Regions from separate parts of the Homo sapiens genome. Here region 1 is linked to region 2. A link is a loop called in an ENCODE intact Hi-C map of the cell type or tissue named here. Cell type or tissue: Calu3. All regions are shown on one strand. Links, peaks and the distances in the headings refer to the core of each region. The heading gives the core; the rest is flanking DNA. Region 1 overlaps DKK3 (dickkopf Wnt signaling pathway inhibitor 3). Region 2 has its middle 11 kb from the start of DKK3.

Evidence for each region. Hi-C counts contacts between places; a loop is a spot of excess contacts. Peaks named below come from ENCODE experiments on the same cell type or tissue, not always from the same donor. Only the 100,000 strongest peaks of a DNase experiment are listed, where the experiment ranks them.
Region 1: a loop joins it to region 2, with 2.0 times the contacts of the local background. A loop is called at or near these places in 18 of 110 quality-filtered maps.

Annotation. Positions count from the first base shown.
Region 1 is chr11:11,973,655-11,976,467 of GRCh38, reverse strand. All of the region lies in intron 3 of DKK3 (dickkopf Wnt signaling pathway inhibitor 3), which reads left to right. Among named protein-coding and RNA genes, the nearest start is that of DKK3, 34 kb to the left of the region's middle. RefSeq lists an enhancer at 1-56. In Calu3, for the core only: no CTCF peak of the experiment used is centred there; no DNase peak of the experiment used is centred there.
Region 2 is chr11:12,018,256-12,021,068 of GRCh38, reverse strand. No RefSeq gene overlaps it. Among named protein-coding and RNA genes, the nearest start is that of DKK3, 11 kb to the right of the region's middle. In Calu3, for the core only: no CTCF peak of the experiment used is centred there; a DNase peak (open chromatin) is centred at 1,528.

The sequences.
Region 1 (2,813 bases), core at 103-2,602, 45 kb after region 2:
CATCTGTCAAATGGGGCTTCTCTTGCTTACTGTGGAAGACAGGATAGTGTGAGGACGAGCTGAGGTGATGGATGCTCAGGGGTCTAGCCCCCAGGGGTGATCGAATTGTGTCTGTTTTTTCTTGTTCCGTGCAGCCTCCTTGTCCTTGTTGGTAGTTGGCCCATCCTGGGCCCTCTCTTGGTTCCATTGCAACTGTCCTCCTTCTTCTTGTCTTCCCCTCCAGAGCAGAGGGCTCTAGGATGAAGCAGGAAGTTGTGCTGTTGGTAATGGGAAGGGCACTGGCTCAAGCCTGATGTTCTGGGCCTTTTCAGTAGAAATGTATTCATTAACAAACAAGACCCATTGGCCCACACTTAAGCTCAGGAGAGGCCATCCTTTGAGCTCCTGCCGTGAGTTAAGCACTGCAAATAGAGATCCACGCTAGGGGTAGAGTGGGTGGAGGCCACTAAGCACTGTTGCATCTGTTATCTCCTTTAATCTGTCCAGTAACTTCATGAGGTTCCCCACTTTACAGATAAGACCCAGAGAGACTCAGTAATTAGGCCAAGATCACCTAGCTTGTAAGTGAACGTGTATTAGAACCGAGGTGTGGGCGCAAAAGCCTGTCTCAGCCCTACATGGCCCCAGATGCACTTGTGCCATATGGTCTTGACTTGTGACCCAGCATTATGGCAAGTGCAGCGACAGAGCCTGTAGAGGGGAGTGTGGGGGCCCAGTGGGGAATGGGGAACTGTGCCTGGACTCTCCCAGTGTTGGCACTGCAAGTCCTGCATCCCAGGATACCCCTAGCCCTGGGTGAACCAGGACCTTGGCCACTTCACCCACACTGCTGACTCTTTACCAGAGGACCACCTCTGCTCAGGAGGGTGCCTGGGCCAAGCTGCCTCCCCACCCGTGGGTTCTGGGAACAGCCCCACATCCAGGAGAGGATTATTTGTTTATCTCACAAATTATACCATCTGTTCATCCTGGGAGCACTCAGGGCCTGGCATGACCACACCACCCCCAGGGTGCCAGGAAATGGTAATCCACAGATAACATGCCCCACCCAAACCTTCAGTGACTAGAATGTGTACGGGGCTGGAGTGCCAGAGCCTGGCTCAGCCAAGAGACGCTGTTCTGGTCCCTGTGGCTCCACATCCTTTGGAATGTACCAGCACCTCCCCACTGACCACCCCTCTGTCACCTTCTAGCAATAAGATGCTGAAGGCTTAGGAACAGAGCTGACTGTGCGTGGAAGATCCGAAACAGAGGAGACTGGGGCTGCTGGCTTGTATCGGGGGAAGGTGCATGTATTAGTTTGCTAGGGCTGCCATCACAAAGTACCCCAAACAGGACGACTTAACAGGAATCTATTCTGTCACGGTTCTGGAGGCTGGAAGTCTGAAATCAAGATGTCAACAGGATTGTTTCCTTCTGAGAGCTGTGAGGGAAGGATGTGTGCTCTTATGAATGTGTGTGTAAATCTGAGCTTTTCTTCCATCAACACCATTAGGCTCTAAGGCTCTATGACCAGTGGTTCATCTACTGGTCAGTTCGTTCTTTCTGTTATTCTTTTTTTTTTCAAGATGGGGTCCACTGTCTGACTCAGGTTGGAGTGCAGTGGTGCGATCTTGGCTCACTGCAACCTCTGCCTCCCAGGCTCAAGCGATCCTCCCACCTCAGCCTCCCAAGTGGCTGGAATCACAGGTGCATGTCACCATGCCCAGCTAACTTTCTGTTATTCTTTTAGTGAATGGCAGCTGCGAGTCAAGCACGTGCTGGGGGAATTAGAGTCAGAGACTGCTCCAGAACTCATGTTGAAATTCAATTTCCATTTTAACAGTATTAAGAGGTGAGACCTTTAAGGGGTATTTAGATCCTGAGGGCTCCACAGTCATAAATGGATTAATGCCATTATTGTGGGAGTTGGTTTCTTATAAAAGGGCAAGTTTGGTCCCCTTTTCTCTTGCCCTTTCTTGTGGCCCTTTCACTTTCTGCCAGGGGATGATGTAGCAAGAAGGCCCTCACCAGATGCTGGCTCCTCAATCTTGGACTTGCCAGCCTGCAGAACCATGAGCCAATAAATTTCTGTTCATTATAAATTACCCAGTCTCAGGTATTCTGCTATAGCAGCAAAAATGGACTAAGATGGTGACTGACCTCAAAGGGTGGCTGTGAGGATCCGAGAGGCATACTATACTTAAAGCCTGAAGGATGTGCAGGCAACTGGTTGGCGCTTTCTAAACTTCACTCTTGTCCTCTCCTCCTGCACAGTGTGCAGAGCTCTGAGGACAAGTGCATCCTATTGGTGGAGGTCCTGGGCCTCCATTCTGCATGCAGTTGACCCTCACTTCTTGCCCTGAAGATGTTCTCTCCAGAGCCATGGGCTTGAGAGGAGCTTGGGGAAGGCCCTGGCCCTGGAGGCATCCATCCCCAGCAGCCTCTTCCTTTGGGCCTCCGGTGAACAAGAATGTCTGGGATTCCTGAGAAGTGTGGGAAATCCAAGTGCCCAGCCAGTATGAGGAATGAGATGCAGCATCAGAAGGGTCCCAAAGAAGCGGTGCCTCTGCGGGCCCCACACAGACTCTGGGAAAGCCTCCAGGGACTCATTGTTGTCCTCTCCCTCCTCCAAGTTTTGACTTCTGCTCACTCAGAGCCTCTCTCCTCTGATCAACTCTAAACTGGAAAATCAAAGACTCTGAATGGCTCCTTTGCCATTTTCCACTATTTCATGATAGTGTCAAAGCACCGGGGCTGCTTCCAGCCTGACATTCCTGCCAAATCTATGCTGTGTTCCCGGTCAGCCCTCGCTCCCGCCAGCTTCTGAGCTT
Region 2 (2,813 bases), core at 38-2,537:
CTCCAGCCTGGGTGACAGAGTGAGACTCTGCCTCAAAAAAAAAGAAAAAAAAAAGAAAAAAAAAGAAATACCCAAGACTGGGTAATTTATAAAGGAAACAGTTTTAACAGTTCCACATGGAGGAAGATTTCATGTGGGAGGCCTGAGGAAACTTACAATCGTGGTGGAAGGCAAGTAGGCACCTTCTTCACAAGGCAGCAGGAGAGAGTGAGTGCAAGCAGGGGAAATGCCAGATGCTTATAAAGCCATCACATCTCATGAGAACTCACTCACTATCACAAGAACAGCATGGGGGAAATCACCACCATGATCCAATCACTTCCCTCCCTCGACACTTGGGGATTACAATTCAAGACAAGATTTGAGTGGGGACACAGAGCCAAACCATATCACTAACCTTTATATACCTGGGAATGAACCACTTATGCTAACATGTGTCAGGCACCATATCCAAACCACTTGCTAATCTGCTCTCTTTTTATCTTCTTGTTTCTGACCTCCCTTTGCCTTGTATGTGACACTCAGCGTTTTTTTCAGTTCTGCTCTTTGAATATCAGTAGTGTTTTGTAAATATCACTTTTTGTCCTCCTGCGTTTTAGAACTCTTTACATTGGTTCATTATCTTAAGCAGATTTTTACCAACTTCTTCTATCTTGGTCCTATAATTTGAATCCAATCAAGCATGTTTAGGGGTAAACTAAAGTAGAATGTAAAGCATGCAAAACACTTCAACTTTTAACTTTATCTACAGTCAAAATCTCTCTTTTACTTGGGCTAGAATGCTGCCAGAAATGCCTGCACCAGGGGAAACTCGTTTCCCCAGTACTAGAGGTTTGGTCCCTGGATCAATAGTATTAGGATCATCTGGGAACTTGTTAGAACTGCAAAGTCTAGGGCTCAATCCAGAAGCTTGTGTTTAACAACCACTCCCTCTGCCCCCAAGTGATTCTGACACTTGCTGAAGTTTGAAGAAGATAGATGTTGGTATGTGTTCTTGGCAGTGGTGGTCAGTGAGTGAATTTCCAAAGCAGCACAGCCAAACAGGCAAGAGGTTATCATCTTGCAGAGATATGAAGCGAACACACCCACTCCTGGAAAGGAATAAATGGAGCATGACAATGATAGAGGAATCAAAATGAGAAGATACAATTTTAGAAAAGCAGTATCTATCCAAACTGTTCCAACCCTGCGAAGTCTTTCCCTTGTTACCAGCGGGACTTTAGACAAGTCCCTTAATTTGAATCTTGTTCACATTTCATCAGAGGGCCAAGTGGAAATCATATTTCAGGGAGAAATGTGGAGCTCCTGAGATTTTGAGGAAAAAAAAGGAGTCTAAAATGTGAGCGCCTTAGCCATAGGACATAGGCGTGGACGGGAGCGTGTTCTGGGTACAGAGCATGTTTATTATGTGAACTTCTTCTGACCCAGCCATCCTGGCAGCATTGTGTGCCGAGGCTGATAAAAGGTTTGCCTGCATAAACAGAAAGAGCTGTCTGCTCCAAGACCCTCCATAACCCTTTGTGGTCTAAGCAAAATTGCTGCGGACACTTCCCTCTCCCTGCCTTCCCATGAGCCCCAGCTGAGCACACACAAAGGCAGCTCTGTTCCTCGATCACTTTGCAAAGCTTTGTTGGCTAGGCCTCGTAATGATGTGGATGCTGATAGTATAATAATAGCTAACATGCACGAATGCTTACTCCTTGCCAGGCATATTGCTAAGTGTTTTAAGGAACCATTTCTTGTAAGACTCATAACAGTCCCAGGAGATAGAGACCGTTCCTGTCCTCCTTTTATAGATGAGAAAAATGAAACTCAGAGAAGTGGAGAAATTTGTCCAAGTCACCTGGGCCAGGAGGAATGCAGAGCTGGGGTTGATCCCAAGGCCCTGAGTTTACAATTAAATTGCATGGCCTCTCAACATGTATCTGTTTAAAGGTAGGCTTTCATTATTCTCAAAGGAGAAACTACATAAAAGATGAGAGAATTAATATTTGAAGATATATATTAGTTTATCCAATATTACAAATCTAGAAGGTAGCAAAACCATGACTAGAACACAGTTCCTTTCCCCACAGTATGATGCCCCACTGCTTGCTTCTTTCTCTGACAAACCTGACCACAGACAAAGCTGCCTTCCGTAAGAAGTGGTCCTTCTCCCCTGCAGAGCTGACTGAGGGTTTTGAGGGGTCAGGGGCCAGGAGTTGGGAGTGAAACACACCTATTTGAATCCCTGGCTCTGATCTTGGGCAAGTAACTTTACTTTTCTTCCATTTTATTTTAATTTGGGTATAATTTATATACATCAAATTCAATATTTTTAGTGTACAATTTTACAAGTGTTGACAAATGTATACCAATGTCATGTATCTACCACCATAATCAAAGTGTAGGATCTCCAAATGTTCCCGGGCTCCTTTGTAGTCCACCTATAAAGGACTATAGCCTCTGGCAAGCAGTGATCTATGTACAGTCCCTATAGTTCTGCCTTTTCTATAACATCATATAAATGGGATCAGTGTGCAGCCTTTTGAATCTAGCTCCTTTCACTTAGCATAATACTTTCAAGATGCATCCACAGTGTTGCGTATATAAGCAGTTCATTGCTTTTCACTGCTAACCTACAAGGATCTTAACGTAGCAAAAAATCAACAGAAGCTGCCCCACCTAACTGGAAACACCCTGAGAGCAGCACCTGTGAGTCTTGGCTACTGTCTTCAAGATGGCACAACTGTCTTGGAGATAGTGGGAATGAAGGTGACTGGAAATCTTAAAGGCACAAACATATCCCGTGGAGCTATCCTAGATGGCTTGAG